Linked DNA regions of Homo sapiens: regions 1, 3 and 4 are each linked to region 2. The links are chromatin contacts, found by Hi-C or POLR2A ChIA-PET in ENCODE. All regions are on one chromosome and are shown on one strand. The core of a region is the stretch at or near the end of the contact, and the rest is flanking DNA. Distances in the headings are between cores, read along the strand shown. Region 1 has its middle 72 kb from the start of SCP2D1-AS1. Region 2 overlaps DZANK1 (double zinc ribbon and ankyrin repeat domains 1). Region 3 overlaps DTD1 (D-aminoacyl-tRNA deacylase 1). Region 4 has its middle 49 kb from the start of SCP2D1-AS1.

Region 1 (3,014 bases), core at 409-2,908, 490 kb before region 2:
GAGTCATGCCCTTTCTCACTGGGATGTCCATAAACTCCAGCCTGCAGGGCTCTGCCCACTCTATCAACTCCTGAAGGTAAACGCTTTCTGGAGCAATATTTTGTATGTACCACTCCTTCTTACAAAACATTTCATGGCTTACCATTCCCTGCAAGGCAATATCCATTCCTCTTAATCTTCTAGGTCTCCACAGGTCACACTCAGCCTGGCTTCTCAGTCTAGGGATCCAGCCAACCTAGCCCCTAAGACAGGAATGACTGGGTCACCTACGCCTTTACTTTCCCCTTAGTCTTCTGCCATCCCCTCAGCCATCCACAGAACTATTATAGAAGGGAAAACAGGGAATGGAGTATCCCTTAGGCTTCAAGCAAGTCTATGGAGAAAATGGCTATGGAGAGGTAGAGGTGGTCACACCCAGGAAACCAAACGCTTTGGCCTCCAGCTGAACTGTAAAGAAGAGGCAGCATGGTAAGCACAATTAATAACAATGTACTTGATATAGTTAGGCTTTGTGTCCCCACCCAAATCTCACCTTGACTTGTAATCCCCAGGTGTTTATGGAGAGACCTGGTAGGAAGTGATTGGATTAAGGGGGTGGTTTCCCCATGCTGTTCTCTCGATAGTGAGTGAGTTCTCACGAGATCTGATGGTTTTATAAGGCAGTTTTCCCCACTCTTGCTAACACTCTCTCTCCTGCCGCCATTTGAAAAGGTCCAAGCTCATTTCCCCCTTGCCTTCCAGCATAATTGTAAGTTTCCTGAGGCCTCCCCAGCCATGTGGAACTGTGAGTCAATTACACCTCTTTCCTTTATAAATTACCCAGTCTCAGGTAGTAACTTTATAGCAGTGTGAAAATCAACTAATAACGTACTATATATTTCCAAATTACTAAAACAGTAGGTTTTAAATATTCTTACAAAAAATAAGTAGATTAGGTGATGGACAGAGTAATTAGCTTGATTTAATTATTTCATAAGTATACACATATCAAAACCTCACACTGTACCGCATAAATATATACAATTATTACTTGTCAGTTAAATTTTTTAAAATAGAGTCCGCCAAGGTGTAATGGGCCTTCATTCCAATGAGATTTCTCTTCTTGGTCTAAAAATAGAGTGACCTACCAGACTAAGAGAACTTTCAGGATATAGAATTTTGACTTTTAAAACCAGAAGCATCCCAGGCAAACAAGGACCAGTTGGTTCCACAGGCCATTTGCTTTGGCCAGCTGGATCAAGCGAGAAAAGATGACTCTGCTGAGATGAAATAGCTCCATGCCTACCAGACAGAGTCTACCATAAACCATAGCCAGATGCATATGTTGCTTATCGCACACATTGCTTCTTTGAAGAGAATAACTAGTGCCAAGCCCCAGCCTAAGCGTGAGCTGGCTGGGTAAGTAAACAGATTGCTCAAGAGAAGTTCTTCAGGGTGGCCTGTGAATGAGCTGCTGACCCTCTCCCATCTTCTGCAGGTGGCTCATTCAATCGCCAAATCTTCCCCCACCCACCATCCCAAAAACCTGACCGCCAGTGACCTCCCAGCTGAAAGACATTGTGTGAAAGAGGAAAACACATTCCAGCTTGGCCACTCAGCAATCTTAATTAAGATAAGCCTGCTTATAAATATTCAACCTGTCACAAAGCTCCATAAGCTCCTCTTTGCTTATGGAATGGCTTAATTGCAAAGTCTGGGTCTTGAGCGCCTGTTGATGTCTCAGACTGATGTAAATACCATTAACCCTGAGAAAAAGGTTGCACCCCTGGCAGCCAGAAGAGAATATGCAAATCTGATGGGGGAAAACAGCTACACATTCCTTTGCACATAAAAAAGAAGCAGCATGCAATGAAAGTTAGGTCTTTCTCCCCTGCTCAGTCTAGAGGTCTGGACGGTGAGCTCAACTCTACCATGAGGACACCAACTTCCAGGGAGGCATTTGGCTTTCCCCAGCCTTATTTTCTTCCATCTGCAAAATGAAGCCATGGATTCAGCTCTTTCAGAGATCTTTTCAGCTCTAGGGGAGTGCTCCATCCCTGAAGATGGGTAAAGACCAAGAGCATGGCTATGGTAAACTGTATAGGTATAGGCTGGAGACAGCTCTGGTGTTGAGGATTTGGGTAATAGAACACTTACTATGAACCCACAATGTGAAGTGGTTACTAAAGAAGGTTTCGTGAGGCCTTAGCTTAAAGTGTCTGCATAGATACTGTTGGGACTGCACCCAGATGACCTCAGAGCCTTCTCACCATTTGTCATGGACTGAATGTGTCCCATCAAATTCATAGGTTGAAGCTCTAACCCCCAATGTGGATGTATTTGGAGTTAGCTTCTTTAAAGAAGTAATTAAGGTTAAATAAAGCATTAGATTCTCAGGTAAAGGCAAAAAGGAAAAAAAAAAAAAGAGGCTGTTAGGGTGGGACTCTAATCCAATCTGACTAGTGTCCTCATAGGAACAGGAAGAGACACCAGGGATGTGCAGGCACAGAAGAAAGGCCAAATAAGGGCACCATTTGGGAAGGTGGCCACCTGCAAGCCAAGGAGAGAAACACTCACCAGAAATCAACCCGGTGGCACCTTGATATTTGATTTCCAGCCTCCAGGATGGTGAGAAAAAAAATTCTGTTGCTCAAAGCACCCACTCTGTGGTATTTTGTCATAGCAGCCCAACCAGACTAATACACCAGTTCTGGGTGCCCAGCCCTCTTCTGTGCACTTCACATTTTTTTTTATTTATGTTTTGACTCAGGTTCTTGCTCTGTTGCTCAAACTGGACAGCAATGGTGTGATCTCAGCTCACTGCCATCTCAACCTCCTGGGCTCAAGTGATCCTCCCACATCAGCCTCCTAAGTAGCTGGGACCACAGGCACACACCAAAATATCCAACTAATTCTTTATTTTTTGTAGAGAGGAGGTCTTTCTATGTTGCCCAGGCTGGTCTTGAACTCCTGTCCTCAAGCGACCCTCCCACCTCAGCCTCCCAATGTGTTGGAATTACAGGCAGGAGCCGCTA
Region 2 (2,913 bases), core at 205-2,704:
CTAAGCTGGATAAAGACTTTCCATGTTTCTTCTTATCTCTTTATTATAAGAAGTTAAAGATTGATCATTATTAGAGGATACACTCAGCACTTTGTATGCAGTTTTAGGGAGTTCATGACCTTTTTTTTTTGAGACAGAGTCTCGCTGTGTTGCTCAGGCTGGAGTGCAATGGTGCAATTTTGGCTCACTGCAACCTCTGCCTCCCAGGTTCAAGCAATTCTTCTGCCTCAGTCTCCTGAGTAGCTAGGATTACAGGCCCGTGCCACCATGCCCGGCTAATTTTTGTATTTTTAGTAGAGATGGGGTTTCACCATGTTGGTCGGGCTGATCTCGAACTCCTTACCTCGTGATCCACCCACCGTGGCCTCCCAAAGTGCTGAGATTACAGGCATGAGCCACCATGCCCAGCCGTTCATGGCTTTCTTAACCCAGTTTGAAAGATTTAAATCCTAAACTGCCACTAGCCCTTATTCCTTTGTGCAAATGAAACAAAGGTGTTCTTTTCTCAAGACACTTGACTGCCATCTATTGGAAATTGCTTGTAATATACTGGTTTCTCTACTAGAAAAATTACCCTAATACATATGCAAATATATGATGTTCACCATATGAATGGTACTACTTTGAATGCAGTGACGTTGTGCAACGCACAACCTTTCATGGTAGTCCTCTCAGGTCCCCAGGTTTAGATGCAGGAAAGTATGTTAGAGAAAATGTTGGTGACCAGTGGCTGAGTGTGGATTAGTAGTGAAGTCTATGCTCTATTGGATTACAGAGCTGAAAAGGATAGATATCTTCCAGGCATCAAGCAGGCCGGCAAACACCCCTTGATTTGCTGACTTTTAGATAATAAATGGCTAATCCTGGATCAGGCTGGAAGTTGCTGAGAAAGACAGGAGCAAGGAAGATGAGGCAAAGGCTGGAAAACCCTATTAGTTCCAAGTACACTTTTCTTGAGATACTTTTTATTCTGATTAGAGTTGTTTTCTATAAGTAAAATGCAAGATTGATTAAATTATATTCTAATTTTAAAAATGTCTTCTGCCTCACGCATGGCCCCGATGTGCCTGGCAGTCCCTGAATATTCCTTTGCCCAGATCTGATGTTGGGACTAAGAGGGACATAGGAACACAGACTGTTGGCCTCTTCTACCCATCTGGCAAGCTGCTAGCAAAAAAGGAACAGGAACTAGCCTCTCAAAAGCAGAGGCAGGAGAAAATGAGTGACCATAAACCCCTCCTGACAGCCATCAGCCCAGGAAGAGGTAAGGGGGAGGATGCCCTTTCTTCTGGTCGGGAGGGAATTCACTCTTTCTGTGAAAGAACATTTCATTTTCTCTTCCTTTTAGATTTATTTGTATGTGTAAGAAGTAAGTTTCTTTCTTTTCCTCTTTTTCAAGTAATTTTCTTTGTATTGGAAAAAGAAGCTCTTCCTGTAAGCTCCTTCTTAAACTTTCAGTATTCTGATGTTTTAGCTCATAGCCCTGTAGTCTAGTTCCTCAGTCACATGGCGCATGTGGGTTTCTTTTGTCGTGACGGCATGTTGTTAGTGCACAGTGCTATTGCTATCTGCCATTATCCCTTTTTTTAATTGTAAAATTTAAATAACATAAAATTCACCATTTTGACTATTTTTAAGTCTATAATTTGGGCCAGTTGTGGTGACTCATGCCTGCAATCCCAGCACTTTGGGAGGCCAAGGCTGGAGGATCTCTTGAGTCTAGTCTGGCCAACAAAGTGAGACCCTGTCTCTACAATTTTTTTTTTAAAGCAGTCATTTGTGGTGGTGCATGCCTGTGGTCCCAGCTACATGCTTCAAATTTCATTTTGAAATTTAATCTCTATTGTGGTGGTATTAAGTGGCGGGACGTTTTGGAAATTGATCATGAGGATGGAGCCCTCATGAATAGATCAGTGCCTTATGAAAGGGCTGGAGGGAATGAGTTAAGGCCCCTTTTTGTCCTTTGGCCCTCCCTCCATGTGAGGACACAACGTTGCCCTCCTTTGGAGGATGCAGCAACGAGGCACCATTTTGGAAGCAGAGAGACCAGGCCCTCCCCAGACACCTAACCTGCAGGGACCTTTATTTTGGACTTCTAGCTTCCAGAATGTGAGAAATAAATTCCTGTTCTTTATAAATTACCCAGTCTCAAGTATTTTGTTTATAGCAGCACAAATGGACTAAGACAGTTTGCTAGTATTTTCTTGAAGACTTTTGTGTCTATATTTATAAGAGATATTAGTCTGCAGTTTTCTTCTTTCCTTCTACTGTCTGTCTGATTTTGGTATCAGGATAATGGTAGCCTTATAGAAACACTTCTTTTTTTTTGAAGTGGTTATGAAGAATTGGTATTAACTATTATTTAAATTTTGGTAAATTACCTGTGAAGCTATCTGGATCTGATGTTTGTCTAGTGGGCAATTCTGATTACTCTTTACTTTTTATAGGTCTGTTCAGATTTTCTATTTCTTGTTGAATCAGTTTTGGTAGTTTGTGTTTTTCCAGATATTTATCTATTTCATCTGATTAATTTATTAGCATACAGTTGTTTGTGATACTCTTTTATAATCTTTTTTATTTCAATAAAGTTGGTGATAACATCTCCTATTTCATTTCTAATTCTAGTAACTTGAGATGTCACTTTTTTTGGTCAATCTTACTAAAGGTTTATCAATTTCATTGATCTTTTCCAAGAACCAACTTTTGGTTTTATTGATTTTCTATTATTTTTATATTCTGTATTTCACTAAATTCCACTCTCATCATGATTTCCTTCTTTCTTCTTACTTTAAGTTGACTTTGCTCTTCTTTTCCTCGTTTAAGGTCAAAGATTAGGGTGATGATTTTGAGATCTTTCTTCAGAATGTGAACATTTGCTGCTATAAATTTCTGTTTGAGCTTTGCTTTCACTGC
Region 3 (2,916 bases), core at 74-2,573, 330 kb before region 2:
AGTCTGGGTGACAGTGAGTGTGCATACACATATACACACATATATAAATACTCATGAACAGGTCCAAGTTAGATGCTGAGAAAGTACAATTTTAGTTTTAAAAAGTAAGATGCCGTCTCAGTTTTGTTCTTTGTTTCGCCATGGCCTGGTAACAAACAGTTCATGCAGCAGCACTTTAAGTAGGAATGAATGATCTGGAGCAAAGATGACAAAAAGCTAGCATTTTTAAAATCTGAGAAATGGCCACACAGAGCTGCTTGTTACATAGTTCTTTGTAGTATTACTTTTCCATGGAAAAATATTTTTCTCTTGACTATTCTGCCACAGGTTAGGAGGAATTTCCTGCATCTAAAATAACAGGCTTCTTTCCTTTCGTCTGTCTTCTGGTATTAAAATGCTCTTTCTTTGATGAAATGATAAGGACAGTATACAGGACTCCTTCTGTCTCATTCCCTTTCTTGCAAACAGATTTTGGATTTTTGCAATGTGGATATACCCATTACTACTAAGCTATACACTTAAAATGGTTAAGATGGTAAGTTTTATGTGTATTTTACTATAATTTAAAAAATTAAGCAATTTTGGAAATCATAAGTTAGCAATCCATGCTAGACTCCCCAATTTCTTTTTGTTTTCTATATTCCTGATTCATAAAATCCAAATATCTTGAAATTGGTGTTCTGCAGTAAATTGTGGTAAGCTGCCTTCTGCTGCCAGCAATTGACATTTTATATTCGCATCCATGTGTTCATACTTGTATGTCTTACTTGTGTGTAGATGCATACACATATACACACATATATAAATACTCATGAACAGGTCCAAATTAGATGCTGAGAAAGTACAATTTTTAAAAAGCAAGATGCCCTCTCAGTTTTGTTTCTCATCTTCAGAGATTAAAAACAAAACAAAACAAAACAAAAAAAAAACAAAATGTGAATATCAACAGTCACAAAATTAAATAAACCTCCTCCCCCTTGCTAAGTAATCTCATGCAAAGGCCTCTTTGTGACCCAGCCTGTTCTTCACTTTGTACTCTTTTATGCTATTGAGAACCAGATCCAGAGAGGACGATGGGGAGTAACCCCAATTAGCACAGCCCTCTGGAGGCTTCTCAGCTCCTCGTAGTGTCATTCGACTCTGTGCTGAGGCAGAGGCACAGACACCACAGATGCAGAAACATCCATCTGACCTTCCCCTCCAACCCTATCCCCTCCCACCGAGAGCCAGCTTTTAAATCACATGTGATAACTATTTAAATGACAGGCACAGCCCACATTTCTGCCAGTGATGTAATGCTGACTCTCTTACAGTATTTATCTTAAAACAACCCAACCACATATGGCTCCATGCCGCAAACTCAAGTTCTCTGTGAGAACATTGTGAACTAACCTAATAAATTTAAGCCTTTTCTGGGAAAACTTGGAATCCAATGCAGCCAAAATGTGGAATTTACATCTCAAAGCAAGAAAGCAGCTGGATTTTTTTTTTTAAGGAAACAAATGAGAAAAAAGAAGAAGAAAAGAAACTGGTACTGCATATGAGCTCAAGCAAAATGTCAACAGCTTTCAAATTAAGAGGAGATGCATGTCAAGGAGAATATAAACCACTACAGGTCTGTGAACATACAATCTACAAACACTGAAATAGAGTACTTCTGGGTTTTTGTCTGTTTGCTTGTTTTTAATCAACTGGCAAGAAAGCCCACATTGTAAGGGAGAGACTGTCCAAACCATGCTGGCTTTAGCGCCTTAGAGAGAAACCCAGCCTTCCAAAAGCTGCCCTGGACACACAGACACCACCAGGGGCCAGGTGATGATCCTGTGGTCAGCCTGCACCTTTCACAGTGAAGCTTGGGAACACGTGTGCCAAAAGAGGGGGGACTGGAATATGCAGATCCAGACTCACCCAATTCATGATTAAATCCACTGAAAACATAAGCGTTTTTCTTTTTAATTAAGATGCCCAAGCTCTAATTGCACAATCTAAGAATGAACTAGTTGAACATTGATCTTATAATGCCTGATTTCAGGGCCTGCAAACTTAAATGCCTTGAGAGACCAGCCAGGAAGCAAAATGAGTTAAGTGGCCAAGAGTAAGACAATATGGCAGGGTGGAGCCTGAGGCCACACTGCAGAGGACAAGCTCCACCTAAGGCCTTAGGACACACTGCAGAGGACAAGCTCCACCTAAGGCCTGAGGCCACACTGCAGAGGACAAGCTCCACCTAAGGCCTGAGGACACACTGCAGAGGACAAGCGCTACCTAAGAACATTCGCACTTTCTTTTCAAACATGTATCTGGACCATAATGTTGATGGGGTGCATATGTGTCACCTGTTAGGGATCCCCACTTAGCATTTCCACCTATGTGACCTTGTTTGCTCTTAATAACCTGATAGTAGTTGAATGATCATCAATGTCCCACAGAGAAGCCACTGCCAGCTGCCTACACCGCAGCTACTCATCTTCCCAGCCCCTTCCTCCCTCCCTGCTGGCAGGAGTCTCCTACTTCAGAGGTGGCAATGTCTGGTTCTCCTGTCACATGGCATGTGACACAAACCATAGCCAACAAGACCTGAGGGGACTGCAGAGGGTCTTTGGAAAAAGGCTTCCCTCCCTAATAAACACAGGTGAGAGGAAACACTGCCTTCCTTCCTATCCTTGGCCATAGTCAGGGGAGGAAACGGAGCTTCGGAATGGTGCAGCTCTCAAAACGAGGAGGGGACATCCAGAGGTGCACAGAAGTCTCTGGAGAGCCCCGGCAGAGTTGAGCCAGCTGAACCAGCTTTCCCCTTAGGGGAGGCAACCAGGCTCCTTACTGTTTAAGCCACCCTCACGTTATAAGCCACCCTCATGTAGGTTTGTGGCACTTGAAGTTGAAAGCAAAATCTTACACCACATGCCCATGGACATA
Region 4 (2,840 bases), core at 117-2,616, 470 kb before region 2:
ATTTGATTATATATGCTTATTTGTGTGTGTATGTGTATATATGCCTATATATGCTTATGTGTAAGTAAAATGAATGACAGCAATGATACAAGGCTCAGGAAGGAAGAATTAGGAACATTTTGTTATTATGAGGTACTCACACTACAAGTGAAGAGTATAGTGTTATTTGAAAGTGGACTTGGATTAATTATAAATGCATATTGAAAACTTTAGGGTGAGCACTAAAAAAGGTAAGAAGAAAAAAGAAGCATAACTAATATGCTAATAAAAGAGAGAAAATAGAATTATATTAACTAAAACCACAAAAAGGCAGAAGAGTGGAAAACAAAAATAGGAAAAAGAACAAGGGTAATCAATAGGAAACAGGAATAAATACATTAGATATTAATCCATCTCTATCAATAATTACTTTGAGCATCAATGGTCTAAATGTACAAGTTAAAAGGCAGATATTGTCAAGGTGGATTAAAAAACAATACCCACCTATATGTTGTATACAAGAAACCCATTTAAAATATAAATACACATATGGATTAAAAGTTAAAGGGGAGAGGGGATCATCATGGTGGACGGGAGGCAGGACTAGATTGCAGCTCCAACTTAGAGGGACAGAGCAGCATGCAGAGGCTTGCACTGTGAATTTTAGCTCCAGTTCAACTGCAAGAACAAACCAGTAATACCAAGAGGACACAAAGACCCTCTGAAGGAAGTGGACTGCTCCTGCAGGACCCAGGAGACACCCCAAATACTGCAAGTGCCCCCAACTGCAGAAGTGGGAAAGGGAGATCCTCCTCTCCTGAACACATCCCCACTGGAGAAACTGGAGGTCTGTTTGTGGGAGAAGTTTCTGACCTTACCTGGAGCTGAGTCAATTTAGAGAGCCAAGTGAAATACAGGGGTGGAGGAAGCAGCAAGAAAGGCACTGAGAGCTCACTGGGTCCCCAAACAGGCCATTCCTGCCTGGCACCACAGGGATCCATCAGGAGGGCAACCAGAGGAGTGGGGAAAAACATCACAGGGAGAAGGAAATCTCCAGCTGAGCTTTGTAATAATTTGAACTGGGTGAGAAGCCTCCCAGCCAGAAGTTGGGGGAGGGCACGAATCCAGTGTGCAGACTCCACAGATTGGGAAGGAACCAAGCCATTTTCTTTCCCAGCTGGGAGGCGAGTAGCCTGGGGCAAGTTCTCAAGCCTGGCTCACCCACTGCCTAGAAAGAGACTCTGGACTGTGGGGTGGGGCAAGGTGGGAGTGAGACCAGCCCTTTGGTTTGTGTGGGAGCTGGGTAAGGCCTGTGACTGCCAGCTTTTCCCCACTTCCCTGACAACCTGCATGACTCAGCAGAGGCAGCCACAATCCTGCTAGGTACACAACTCCATTGACCTGGGAACCTCACCCCCATTCCCCACAGCAGCTGCAGCAAGACTGGCCCAAGGAGAGTCTGAGCTCAGACATGCCTAGCCCTGCCCCCACCAGATGGGCCTTCCTTACCCACCCTGGTAGCTGAAGATGAAGGGCATATAATCTTGGGAGTTCTAGGGCCCCGCCCATGACCAGTTCCTGTCCATACTACCACAGCTGATGCTCTCAGGAAAGCATCACCTAGTAGCAGAAGGCCAATCAGCTTTAGAGAATTAAGCCACCAAAGCTAAAAACCCTCACAGAGTGCATTTCACACCCCTGCCACCTCCAACTGAACAAGTGCTGGTATCCACATCTAAGAGAGTGATAGACAGTTCACATCACAGGACTCTATGCAGACAAACCCCAGTACCAACCCAGAGCCTGGTAGACTTGCTGAGTGGCTAGACCCAGAAGAGAGACAACAATCACTGCAGTTTGGCTTACAAGAAGCCACATCCATAGGAAAAGGAGGACAGTACTACATCAAGGGAACACCCCATGGGACAAAAGAATCTGAACAACAGCCTTCAGCCCTAGATCTTCCCTCTGACAGAGCCTACCCAAATGAGAAGGAACCAGAAAACCAACTCTGGTAATATGACAAAACAAGGCTCTTTAACACCGTACCCCTACCCCCGCCCCACAAAAAAATATTACACTAGTTAACCAGCAATGGATCCAAACCAGGAAGAAATCCCTGATTTTCCTGAAAAATAATTCAGGAGGTTAGTTATTAAGCTTATCAAGGAGGCACCAGAGAAAGGTGAAGCCCAATGCAAGGAAATAAAAAAAATTATACAAGACATTAAGGGAGAAATATTGAAGGAAATAGATTGCATAAAGAAAAAGTCAGAGATCCAAGAAACATTGGACACACTTATAGAAATGCAAAAATGCTCTAGAAAATCTCAGCAATAGAATTGAACAAGTAGAAGAAAGAAAATCGGAGCTGGAAGACAAGATCTTTGAATTAACCCAATCCAACAAAGACAAAGAAAAAAGCATAAGAAAATATGAACAAAGCCTCCAAGAAGTCTAGGATTATGTTCAATGACCAAACCTAAGAATAATCAGTGTTCCTGAGGAAGAAGAGAAATCTAAAAGTTTGGAAAATATATTTGGGGGAATAATCAAGGAAAACTTCTCCAGCCTTGCTAGAGATCTAAACATCCAAATACAAGAAGCACAAAGAACACCTGGGAAATTTATCGCAGAAAGATCATCACCTAGGCACATTGTCATCAGGTTATATAAAGTGACAATGAAGGAAAGAATCTCAAGTGCTGTAAGACTGAAGCACCAGGTAACCTATAAAGAAAAACCTATCAGATTAATGGCAAATTTCTCAACAGAAATCCTACAAGCTAGAAGGGACTGGGGCTCTATCTTCAGCCTCCTCAAACAAAACAATTATCAGCCAAGAATTTTGTATCCAGTGA

The links. A loop is a pair of places that touch in the nucleus more often than their neighbours do. ChIA-PET counts read pairs that join two places held with the same protein, here RNA polymerase II (POLR2A). Pooled maps may share reads with other maps.
Region 1: a map of mammary epithelial cell shows a loop between it and region 2 (5-fold over the local background). The contact joins two enhancer-like sites. A Hi-C loop is called at or near these places in 2 of 168 maps with a recorded cell type or tissue (Caco-2 and mammary epithelial cell) and 7 of 50 pooled maps.
Region 3: a map with no recorded cell type shows a loop between it and region 2 (2.2-fold over the local background). The contact joins two enhancer-like sites. A Hi-C loop is called at or near these places in 2 of 37 single-sample maps with no recorded cell type and 3 of 50 pooled maps. POLR2A ChIA-PET finds 5 or more read pairs at or near these places in 1 of 52 experiments (OCI-LY7).
Region 4: a loop to region 2 is called in a pooled map, with 4 times the contacts of the local background. The contact joins two enhancer-like sites. A Hi-C loop is called at or near these places in 2 of 37 single-sample maps with no recorded cell type and 2 of 50 pooled maps. POLR2A ChIA-PET finds 5 or more read pairs at or near these places in 1 of 52 experiments (T-cell).

The regions. Positions count from the first base shown.
Region 1 is chr20:18,900,940-18,903,953 of GRCh38, reverse strand. No RefSeq gene overlaps it. Among named protein-coding and RNA genes, the nearest start is that of SCP2D1-AS1, 72 kb to the right of the region's middle. Within about 2 kb of position 1,658, at least 2 of the 41 ENCODE cell types and tissues checked have a DNase peak (open chromatin) inside an H3K27ac peak, as active enhancers do.
Region 2 is chr20:18,410,997-18,413,909 of GRCh38, reverse strand. DZANK1 (double zinc ribbon and ankyrin repeat domains 1) reads left to right here. Exons shown (of 21, transcript NM_001367614.1): 13 at 1,057-1,264. Among named protein-coding and RNA genes, the nearest start is that of LINC00851, 33 kb to the right of the region's middle. RefSeq lists a silencer at 359-408 and an enhancer at 1,279-1,328. Within about 2 kb of position 1,454, at least 4 of the 41 ENCODE cell types and tissues checked have a DNase peak (open chromatin) inside an H3K27ac peak, as active enhancers do.
Region 3 is chr20:18,738,323-18,741,238 of GRCh38, reverse strand. All of the region lies in intron 4 of DTD1 (D-aminoacyl-tRNA deacylase 1), which reads right to left. Among named protein-coding and RNA genes, the nearest start is that of DTD1-AS1, 41 kb to the right of the region's middle. Within about 2 kb of position 1,323, at least 9 of the 41 ENCODE cell types and tissues checked have a DNase peak (open chromatin) inside an H3K27ac peak, as active enhancers do.
Region 4 is chr20:18,877,882-18,880,721 of GRCh38, reverse strand. No RefSeq gene overlaps it. Among named protein-coding and RNA genes, the nearest start is that of SCP2D1-AS1, 49 kb to the right of the region's middle. Within about 2 kb of position 1,366, at least 2 of the 41 ENCODE cell types and tissues checked have a DNase peak (open chromatin) inside an H3K27ac peak, as active enhancers do.